Regions from separate parts of the Homo sapiens genome. Here region 1 is linked to region 2. Evidence: read pairs that join two places in POLR2A ChIA-PET (ENCODE). Cell type or tissue: CD4-positive, alpha-beta T cell. All regions are shown on one strand. Each heading gives the region's core, and the rest is flanking DNA. Links, peaks and the distances in the headings are about the cores only. Region 1 overlaps ADAMTS10 (ADAM metallopeptidase with thrombospondin type 1 motif 10). Region 2 overlaps HNRNPM (heterogeneous nuclear ribonucleoprotein M).

Region 1 (5,362 bases), core at 157-5,156, 110 kb after region 2:
GAATCTTTCTTGCTTGCTTGCATTTTTTTTCTTTTTTGAGACAGAATCTCACTCTGTCGCCCAGGCTGGGGTACAGTGCATGATCTTAGCTCATTGCAACCTCCATCTCCTGGGTTCAAGCAATTCTTCTGCCTCAGCCTCCCGAGTAGCTGGGATTACAGGTGCATGCCACTATGCCTGGCTAATTTTTGCATTATTTATTTATTTATTTATTTATTTTTAGACAGAGTTTCGCTCTCGTTGCCCTAGTTGGAGTGCAGTGACACAATCTCGGCTCACTGCAACCTCCGCTTCCTGGATTCAAGTGATTCTCCTGCCTCAGCCTCCCAAGTAGCTGGGACTACAGGCGCGTGCCACCACGCCTGGCTAATTTTTTGTATTTTTAGTAGAGACGGGGTTTCACCATGTTAGCCAGGCTGGTCTCGAACTCCTGACCTCAGGTGATTGACCCGCCTCGGCCTCCCAAAGTGCTGGGATTGCAGGCATGAGCCACCTCATCCGGCCTAATTTTTGTATTTTTAGTAGAGATGGGGTTTTGCCATGTTGGCCAGGATGGTCTCGAACTCCTGACCTCAGGTGATCTGCCTGCCTCAGCCTCCCAAAGTGCTGGGATTATAGGTGTGAGCCACTGCACCTGGCCACATGGAGTCTTTCTTGAGAGAGAAGGTCTGGAAGGGATCAGGGTTTATAGAAAGTGCTAGCATGTGGATTCTCTGAAGACCTGGTTCCCCCCAGCTGGGAGGCTGAAAAGTCCAAAGCTCTCACTGCCCTCTAAAACACCCCCTCCCCAGTAAACTTCTCACTGCTCACTGATGGTTGCAGGTCAGCTGAGGGCACAAGCAGAGGACAGACACCTGTCACTGGGTTTGGTGAGAGGAAGCTTCAGCTACAACTTTGGGGGATGACAGAAGGCAGGGGTAGGACTCTTCAGGGGAAGTTGGGCTGTAAAGGGAGGGGAGAGACTGGATGGTAGGGGGTTGTGAGGGCCAAGCAGTGATTTCAAGGTGGGGGCTTGTAGTCTAAATGTAGGAGGAAAAGAGAGCTGGAAGGAGCCAGGTCTTTAAGGAGGAGGGGTTGGGGACGAGAAGGTGGTGGGGGTCAGGGAGAGGAGGGAAGAGAGGGGTGGCGGCTGCAGGTTCCCCAGGAGGCAGCAGGTGCCTGGATGAAGCACTCTGATAGCGTTTTTGTTTTTTTTTTTTTTTTTGAGATGGAGTTTCGCTCTGTCACCCAGGCTGGAGTGCAGTGGTGCGATCTCGGCTCACTGCAGCCTCCGCCTCCCGGGTTCAAGCGATTCTCCTGCCTCAGCCTCCCGAGTAGCTGGGATTACAGGCGCCTGCCACCACGCCCAGCTAATTTTTGTATTTTTAGTAGAGACGGGGTTTCACTATGTTAGCCAGGATGGTCTCGATCTCCTGACCTCGTGATCCGCCTGCCTTGGCCTCCCAAAGTGTTGGGATTACAGGCGTGAGCCACGGTGCCCGGCCTCTGATAGCTGTTTTTAATGCTTCCTCCCCCCACCCCTCAAGGGGTTTGGGGGAACTCACATCCGTGTTGCAGGAGCGGTGCCGCCTTCTCTCACCCAGACAGTACTTGCCCCCGATGGTTGGCCTGGAAAGGGTGGTGGGATAGGAGAGGGATGAGGCAGTGGGCGATGGGGGCAGGGGTCGCGCTGCCCTCCCGGGTGGGGGTCCTGAGGGCTGACCTGGGGCTGTCGCAGTGACGGCTAGAAGAGGACACGCCGCCGCCACAGGTCCGGCTGCAGTCGCCCCATGGAGTCCACGGCCCCCAGGCTCCGTCCACACCCTCTGGGCGCGACCCAAAGGGGACACAGACCCGTTTGTAGCACCACTGGGTGGGGGGAGACAGGAAGGAGTGAGTCCAGCCCGGAGGACACTCGTCGGCCCCATGCACCGTTCCCCACTCCAGGCCCCAGCCAGAGATATCAGCCTCTCCGGGATGGGCAGAGGCGGGGTCTGAACATGCGAACAGAGTCAGGTTACGTAGGAGAGTGGTCTGGGAGACAGACCAGGTACAAGCGAGAGGCGTGGCCTGAGCACAGGGTGCTTAACGGGGAGGGGTGTAGACAGGACCACGATAAGCGTGGAGACGAGGTGGGGCGTGGCTTCAGGCTGGGGAGGGGAGGTCTACAGGCAGTAGGCGTGGCCAGAGCCGAGGGCAGCACAGGGGATGGGCGTGGCCAATGAGGGAGAGAGCAAACAGTAGGCGTGGCCAGAGCCGTGGGAATCATTACACGGTGGGCGTGGCCAACGCGGGAGGGAGTTAAACAGTAGGCGTGGCCAGAACCAAGGGACGCATAGACGGTGGGCGTGGCCAACGCGGGAAGGAGCAAGCAGTAGGCGTGGCCACAGCCGAGGGAGCACAAATGGCGGGCGTGGCCAATGTGGGAGGGAGCAGATAATAGGCCGAAGGACAGGCGGGTAGGCGTGGCCAACGCGGGAGGTGGCTCAGGGGGCGTGGCCCAGTTGGGGGCCCTGGCCGGCGCTCACCCCCTTGTCGATGGTGTGCGTCTGGCACAGCGTGCCCTCGGCGGCCGGGATGCTGTTGGTGATGCACCGGTTGCTCTTGCTCAGACACCACAGCTCGCTGCAGACCTCCTGCGGGCCGAGGTGCCCGCTCAGGCTCGCCCCCCTCCCTTCCTCCCTGGGGCAGCCCGCCCGGCTTGGGAGGACCCAGATGTCCGGCTCACTGCCGGTCCCAGAGCAGAGAGCCCGGTGCTCCCTTCCTGGCTCGCGGTGGGTCTTCGTGCATCCCCTTGCGGGGCATGGCCTGTGACTTATACTCTCCCAATAAGCTCCATTTATGGAGCACTTTATACATGCCATATACCTCTTTAGGCAGTACTACCCCATCTTACTGGGAGAAAACCAAGCTTCAGACAGGTAAGGTCACACAGCTACTAAGGGAATAGCCTGGAGTTTAACCCAGCTCTTTAATTCAGAGTCTGTGCTCTAACGAACTTTGCAATTCAGTTCCTGGTGCCTTCTGAGTTTCTGGAAGGAAACGTGGGAACTGCTGAGGAATGAACAGGAAGGATTTGGGGTTCTTTTATGGGATGGGCAAAGTAGCCGAAGAGAAAGTGGTGGTTCTGAGAAATCGGCCTGGATGATGACTAGGCCAACGGCCTCATCTCTAGTTTTTTCCAGCTGTTGGTTCTCTTTGTTCCCCCATCTAAACTGGAGAAGCCCCCAACACTTTTAAGCTATGTGGAGGGGTGGGAGTTTGGGAGGGGACAATGCCGAGTTAGGTCTGTGTGGGACATGCCTCTCTTTCTCCAGGTGAAAAATCAGCCCCACCTTCTTCCCGTCTGAATCCTGGATGGGCTGAACTAGTCCCAGGGACTCACTCTGACTCTTAAAGTCCAGGTTAATATCCCTGGAGAAGCCCCAGTGAGTTCAGGTGAAGCAAAATCTCTGACCCTCTTGGCCCACATCCTAAGCAACCTCCCAGCGTCTTTCCTCTAAAAAGTAGGTGGTCCTCTCTGACCCTCTTGGCCCACATCCTAAGCAACCTCCCAGCGTCTTTCCTCTAAGAAGTAGGTGGTCCTTCTGTAATTATCAAGTGTAATCCCCGCTTTGAACCCAATTCTTGTAAGCTTTCCAGATGTGGGACTGGATCGATCAATGGCCACAGGAAAGGACCCTTCCTAGGTCAGCCCCTGAGAGATACCTGTACATATGTAAGAAGCTGGAAGAGTTGTTCTCAAATACATTCTCCCTCAAAGGTCCTCTAGAATCTCTGCCTTCTGCCTTATAGAGGACATTTCTCAGCTAAAAACTCAGACTGTGTCCTCTTGGCCATATCTAAAAATATCACATCAGTCCTGTCGCAATCCCACTTCTGACACCTCTTCAAGATAATGATTTCAGCTCTGCTTTTGTCCTCCTCTCCACAAGGAGGCACTGTGGCATATTTGAGTTGTGCAGAGACCTCAATTCTGCTACCAACTTGCAATATATTTCCCCTCTCTGGGCCTCAGTTTACTCATCTACAAGATGGGCAGCCTAATGCCTGTCTTGCCTATATAAATGGCTATGAGGCACGTGACAGGATAGATAAGAAAGGACTTGCACCAATGCCATTATGGGGTAACAATGACCACCACTATCTCTGGACCAGGCACCAGGCTGAACCCTTTACATATATTAACCAGTTCACATTTAGTAAATAAATCCCCCTTTGCCAAGATGGCCTGAAAGATGTTCCTTCAAAAACTAAAAGGAAGGCTCAATTCAACATATAGCCAGTGCCAGCCCAAGCTTGATATTTTGACAGCTCCTCCCCTCCCCTGCCCCTTTGTAAAATTTAGAGAGTCATGAGAGACCTGGATTTAAATCCCAGCTCTGTCATGGTCTCAAACTGTGGCCTTGGACAAGTCATCCTCCCTATGCTATGGCTCAGTCCCTTCCTCTGTAACGTGGGGGCTAGCAGGATTGTCAGGAGTTTAGATGGTGACACACAGCACATGCTTAGCCCATAGTGAGAGCTCAGTAAATGTCAGACACCATGATCATTGTTAGGATACCTGGGTCACAGCAGATGTTGAGGAGTAGCTTCAGAATTCTTTAGGAATTCCTTAGAGGGTGCTGCAGTTACCAGCTAAGTTAGGATGTTGGGGGGTGTCAAGGGTGGAATGTCAGTGAAATAGAAATTGTTCCAGGGTTTGTCTCTGTCTTGCAGTGGAATGAAGGGAGGGCAATTTGGCAGCTGCTTGCCCTCTGCTTTGCATTAACATGGCATCACAAAAACTCTGATCGTTTGAGTTGTGATAGTGTGAAGAACTGGGGCTGAACCTGGGCCCCTAGGGCTGAGACTGTGAGGAGCTTAGGGGTGCATTTAGGGAATCGAGGCAGGTGGGCAGAGGAGGAGCAGATCCTGGCTGAACCTTGGTGGCTGAAGCAGGAAGCCAGCAGGTCTTCAGCTTCCTGGGGGGAGCTGGGAGTGGAACCTCCTGCCCCCCAATGCCCTTCTCTATGCACGAATGGGGCTTTGGGAATCTAAACCTCAGGAAAGGGTGGGGAGAGGTCAGGAGGCTCAGAGCTCCTCCAGACAGGGAGTCCCTGGAAGGTTCTGTCTAGTTCTTTGCCAAGTAGGAAAGATGGCTCATCCCCAGGGAAATTATTTCCGTCAGGACTGGATGTTTAGTTAAAAACTGCCCCGTGAGAGGTCTTGAGACTTTGATCCTGCTGTAGCCCACAGGGGGTGTGATGTGCCAGACAGAAGCTGGCCCCCCAGCCCAGCCCTCAAATCAGGGGTCTGGAGAAGCAGGTGATCCCATTTTTGTTCCCAAGCACTGTCTGATTGCTTAGGACATTTTGCACACTCCATGCACCTCTGTCCTCCC
Region 2 (5,362 bases), core at 121-5,120:
AAGTAGCTGGGACTACGGGCGCACGCCACCATACCCAGCTAATTTTTGCAATTTTAGTAGAGATGGGGTTTCACCATGTTGGCCAGGCTGGTCGCGAACTCCTGACCTTGTTCCGCCCGCCTTGGCCTCCCAAAGTACTGGGATTACAGGCATGAGCCACCACACCCAGCTGCCCCACCTCATTTCTGATGCCTTTGGGCAAAGTGCCCATTCTCGCTAGGTTCCTTATACTGTGGGGAAGTTCTGAGACGTCTCCCCTCTGAAAGTCACACATTCTTAGAGTCGGGCCTGCTTTGGCCGCTCACTGTGTGCTGTGCAGCTAGAGAAGCAGGCGCGGTGTGGCCAGTTACAGAGCCAGTTAGAGAAACTGCCCAGTTTCCTCTTGAATTGGTATCTTTGACTAGGCTGCTTGGGTCGGTCACAGGCTGGCTCTGGGCTGATGGCCACTCTCAGAGGCAAGCGACAGGGTTTCGGGGAGGAGCCCCAAACTCGGCATGTGGAAAGGGGTGGCCTTGCTGACGGAGCCAGACCCTGCTTTCCAGAGTTGCAAGCACCACGGGTGGGGGCGTCCCTTCGTTCTGCTGACTGACCCCCAGCCGCTACCAGAGCCCACTCTGCAGTGCCATCAACATCTTCTTTCCAAAGCCAGCAAGTCATTTGGTTTCCCTGACAATAGGGTCCCCAAAAGTGGCCAGCTGTGTGCATTTGTACACAGAGGATCTCTCGGTGTGTGTTTTTTTGACCTCTGCTTGATGGTGTGGCCGAAAATCCTTTCTCTGTGCCCTGGGAGCGCTGAGGAAATGCAGCCAGAGTGGCCCCCAGCAGAGCATCCTAGAGGGACAGGCTGGGAGGGGAAGGTGGGAGTGACTCCGACTTGTCTCCACATAACTCCTGTTCATTACCCTGGGTGGCCCCCCGAGTGGGGGGTGTCCATGCCTCCCCCTGGAGCATTTCTCAGTGTCTGCTGATGGAGAAACCTCAGATGTCTCAGGAATTGACGTCCATGGTTCACAAAGCTTGTCACAGACACTAGCACCTCACAGACACACATACAGGGGTGTTCTTTAGAAGTTGTGTTATGGAAATCTCAGCTGTGGCATAGAGCAGAGAGAATGCTGGGAGGCCCCCATGTGCCCACCACACAGCTGTAGCTGTTGTCAACATTTGAGGGGTGTCTTAATGGTAAATTATGGTGGGCCTTTACCCCTGATCCATGCCCATGAGCTGAAGTGGTCTGGCGTGTTGTGCACACGCACACTCAAGTTCTTGACACCCACCTGTGTTTTGTGTCCCTGTTTCAGGTGGAGGTGGAGGAAGCGTCCCTGGGATCGAGAGGATGGGTCCTGGCATTGACCGCCTCGGGGGTGCCGGCATGGAGCGCATGGGCGCGGGCCTGGGCCACGGCATGGATCGCGTGGGCTCCGAGATCGAGCGCATGGGCCTGGTCATGGACCGCATGGGCTCCGTGGAGCGCATGGGCTCCGGCATTGAGCGCATGGGCCCGCTGGGCCTCGACCACATGGCCTCCAGCATTGAGCGCATGGGCCAGACCATGGAGCGCATTGGCTCTGGCGTGGAGCGCATGGGTGCCGGCATGGGCTTCGGCCTTGAGCGCATGGCCGCTCCCATCGACCGTGTGGGCCAGACCATTGAGCGCATGGGCTCTGGCGTGGAGCGCATGGGCCCTGCCATCGAGCGCATGGGCCTGAGCATGGAGCGCATGGTGCCCGCAGGTATGGGAGCTGGCCTGGAGCGCATGGGCCCCGTGATGGATCGCATGGCCACCGGCCTGGAGCGCATGGGCGCCAACAATCTGGAGCGGATGGGCCTGGAGCGCATGGGCGCCAACAGCCTCGAGCGCATGGGCCTGGAGCGCATGGGTGCCAACAGCCTCGAGCGCATGGGCCCTGCCATGGGCCCGGCCCTGGGCGCTGGCATTGAGCGCATGGGCCTGGCCATGGGTGGCGGTGGCGGTGCCAGCTTTGACCGTGCCATCGAGATGGAGCGTGGCAACTTCGGAGGAAGCTTCGCAGGTTCCTTTGGTGGAGCTGGAGGCCATGCTCCTGGGGTGGCCAGGAAGGCCTGCCAGATATTTGTGAGAAATGTAAGTGGCTCTTGGGGAACTTCTTGGTGGTGGTGAGCATGAGGGGACAGGGGAGGCAAAGATCAGCAGGATGAAGTCAGAGGTGGCGCCCTTCAAAGGGGACCACACCTCCTTGCCACTGTCCCAAACGTTTTATGCTAGTGGGACAAGTAAGGAATGTGAGAACTGTGGGTTCTGGAAGAGCCTGGGCTTCTCCACTGTGCTAGAATATGGAGCAGACGCTGAGCTCAGAGACTCCAGTTTCTGATTGGTTGGCTTGAAGAGGCACTATGTGTTGCACGATGGTCCAGGGAAAGAAGTGGCTGTAACGGAATTATTTTCCCCAGCTCAGCCACCCTTAGCCACTATTTAGTGACTGTGGGCTGCGCACCGCAGGCCTGAGTGTCCCATCCTGCACGGTGCTCCCACAGGCAGAGCCCCAGGGAGGGAGCTGGCTGTGCCGCTTCACAGCCTTGTCCCACATGTATCTATTAGTTTCCTGCTGATCGCCTCAGTCTGAAGGGCAGCCAGCTTCTCGGTATAGTGAGAAATCTAGCATGGCCCTCAGAGCCAGCTGCAAGGCATGCCTTAGGATTTGGTTTAATCACGCATCAGTCTCCCTTTTCTTCTCCCCTTCAGCTGCCATTCGATTTCACATGGAAGATGCTAAAGGACAAATTCAACGAGTGCGGTAAGTGTTGGGAACGGCTTTGTAGGTGCTTCCCTCGTGCTTGTTGGTGACGCAGCCGAGTCAGCAGCAAAACCTCCCTCCCAGCCCCCTCCGTCGGCTCAGGACCCATGGCCTTGCCATGTTCTGCCCACGCCAATGCTCAGGCAGGTTGTTGAGTGTCCTGTGATGTGTCACATGTTTTTCAGCTGTGTTCTCATTTCATCCTTACTTCCTTTTTTCTTTTTGAGTCTTTGAAACAAGGTAGTAGTGTCCCCATTTCACAGATGAGTCAGGCAGAGTCTTCCTTCTGAGGTTACCTGGCTTCTAGGTGGCAAGGCTAAATAAATACATCCCAGACGAGGTCGCTTTCCCCTCAGCACAGCTGGTGTGGGGCCTCGGAGAGAACACAGCCCAGCAGGTGCCATGGGGAGGCGGTGCAGGCTCTGGGCACACAGCAGCTCCTGTGAGGGTGAGGCTAAGGTCTTGTGGTTTCCTGGCACATCGGGCAACTCTTCTGGAGGGCTCTGTCTGTGGCTGAAAGCAAGTTGTCTTCCTTCCCTGCCCTCCAGGGTGAGCCCCCACCCCGCATGCACCACCTCTGTTCTTTTTAGCTAGAGGGGCCTGAGCTAGAGGTCTGGGCAGCTGCTTCCGCACTGTCCTCCCGCTTCCTGTTTCAGCAGTGGCTCCGATTTCACCACCATTGCTGCTTCTCCATGGTTCTTGGGGCAAGCCGTTGAGTCATGATCTGCCTCTTTGCTCCATTCTTCACCTCTTTCCCCACTCCTGAGTTCCCATGTTGTAGCTAGATATTCTGAAAAGGCCAGTGGGATCACAGCGCCCCCAGCCCCCACTTTTGCAATGCCTGGAGCGGCCCTGTGCCTTCAAGAGGAAGTCCAGACTCACAAGCCCCTTGAAGACCTGGTCCTATCCTCCTCCATCTCCCTCCTGTCCCAGAACCTGAGCGGCAAGTGCTGCACGTGTCCCGCAATGCTCTCGTGTGAGCCAATTACTGGCAAGTCTTCTTTCTGGTGAATTTCTGTGTAAGCTCACTCAGAACTTGCCCCTGAGGACCCCTCCACCCTACCTGCCCTGGGCCCTCTCTTAGGCACTGAGTTCCCACCTCTGGCATTGTGGCCCTACCACCTTTGGTACTCCTGGAGTAGAGCCTTTGCCCTCTAGGGCTCTGTCCACGGCGTTGACACATATCTGGATGCTTAACGGGTGCTCAAATGAATAAGTGAAACCTGCTGGCTTTCATTTGGACAGTACAGACGTGTCCATTGGATTGCGGATGGCTTTGTAACCAGGGGCGGTGGCATATCAAAAATGAAGACTTTGTAAAATGTATGGGAACTTTCTGCCTATAAAGCTGGCTTTACACTGCGCCTTCTTTTTTGAACTTCCTGAAGCGTAAAGGCGTGCATTGAATCCGCCAGGAAGGCTTTTCATGGGGCAGGGGCAGGCTCTGTTAGCAGAAGAATGGCAGTGTGGCTGAGGGGGCCGTAGTCATTGGTTCTCGCCATTGTATTCTGAGCCTTTGTGCTCTAGGCTTCAGGGCCTCTCCTTTTTGACTCTGTCCACCAAAATCTAACAAAATCGGGACTGAGTGTCGTCTCTTCTTCCCTCCCTGTCCTAGGCCACGTGCTGTACGCCGACATCAAGATGGAGAATGGGAAGTCCAAGGGGTGTGGCGTGGTTAAGTTCGAGTCGCCAGAGGTGGCCGAGAGAGCCTGCCGGATGATGAATGGCATGAAGCTGAGTGGCCGAGAGATTGACGTTCGAATTGATAGAAACGCTTAAGCAGTTGCCTTTTTTAAACATCGATACGAGACCTCTGAATTTGTATTTTTTCTTGTTAACCATTTTAATTTGTTGGCTGGATGTATAAAGATGTTTAAAAAATTCAGTTGCTTTTTGGGGTAATTTGAATTACTTTTTTAATGACTGGGGTTCCATTTGACTGTTTGCATTGAGATTGCAATGTGCGCAATTTTTTTTGTAGTTGTGGCATCTTGTTGACATCGAATATGACTTTGATAATAAATACCGGTTCCTGAAAACGGCCTGCTTGTGTGTGCTGTGTGGGCAACCACGCGAGGTGTGGGGAGCTGGGGTCACTCGAGCTTCCAGTCCAAGCAGCAGGGATCTCATCCCCTCTCTTGCTTGTCTGAGGCCCCAGGGGTGGGTGCCTGCCCACAGATGGGGGGAGACTCTTCCCTGGAAACTGCCTTCCTGTGGGCTGTAATCCCCCGGCTTACAATGGAGCGTTTGGCTGTTTAGAGCCTTCTGAGGCCAGGCGCGGTGGTTCATGGCTGTAGTCCCAGCTACTCAGGAGGCTGAGGCAGGAGAATCACTCGAACCCAGGAGGCGGAGGTTGCAGTGAGTGAGATCGCGCCACTGCACTCCAGCCTGGGCAACAGAGCAAGACTCCGTCTCAAAAAAAAAAAAAAAAAAGCCCCCCGAAAGCCATCCTGTCTCCCTGTTGTGAAGTTAACGCCCTGGGGCACAGGCCCTGCCTGAGTCAGGCTTGTTCTCTGGCTTTTTTTTTTTCCTGCTGAAACAGACCAAACTGTGTGCCACCTTCCATGCGTGTTCAGTCCTGCCAGAGG

The links. Peaks named below come from ENCODE experiments on the same cell type or tissue, not always from the same donor. Only the 100,000 strongest peaks of a DNase experiment are listed, where the experiment ranks them.
Region 1: POLR2A ChIA-PET joins it to region 2 with 5 read pairs; 4 of 35 experiments call an interaction of 5 or more read pairs at or near these places.

Annotation. Positions count from the first base shown.
Region 1 is chr19:8,590,256-8,595,617 of GRCh38, forward strand. ADAMTS10 (ADAM metallopeptidase with thrombospondin type 1 motif 10) reads right to left here. Exons shown (of 26, transcript NM_030957.4): 13 at 2,508-2,615; 14 at 1,703-1,848; 15 at 1,545-1,608. Among named protein-coding and RNA genes, the nearest start is that of MYO1F, 15 kb to the left of the region's middle. RefSeq lists an enhancer at 1,546-2,144. In CD4-positive, alpha-beta T cell, for the core only: no CTCF peak of the experiment used is centred there; a DNase peak (open chromatin) is centred at 2,386; H3K4me3 peaks cover 1,572 bases.
Region 2 is chr19:8,484,302-8,489,663 of GRCh38, forward strand. It overlaps HNRNPM (heterogeneous nuclear ribonucleoprotein M), which reads left to right. Exons shown (of 16, transcript NM_005968.5): 14 at 1,302-2,104; 15 at 2,723-2,774; 16 at 4,390-4,813. The coding sequence ends at 4,553. Among named protein-coding and RNA genes, the nearest start is that of PRAM1, 16 kb to the right of the region's middle. RefSeq lists enhancers at 2,879-2,968, 3,259-3,308. In CD4-positive, alpha-beta T cell, for the core only: CTCF peaks have their summits at 3,171 and 3,372; DNase peaks (open chromatin) are centred at 223 and 3,180; H3K27ac peaks cover 1,916 bases.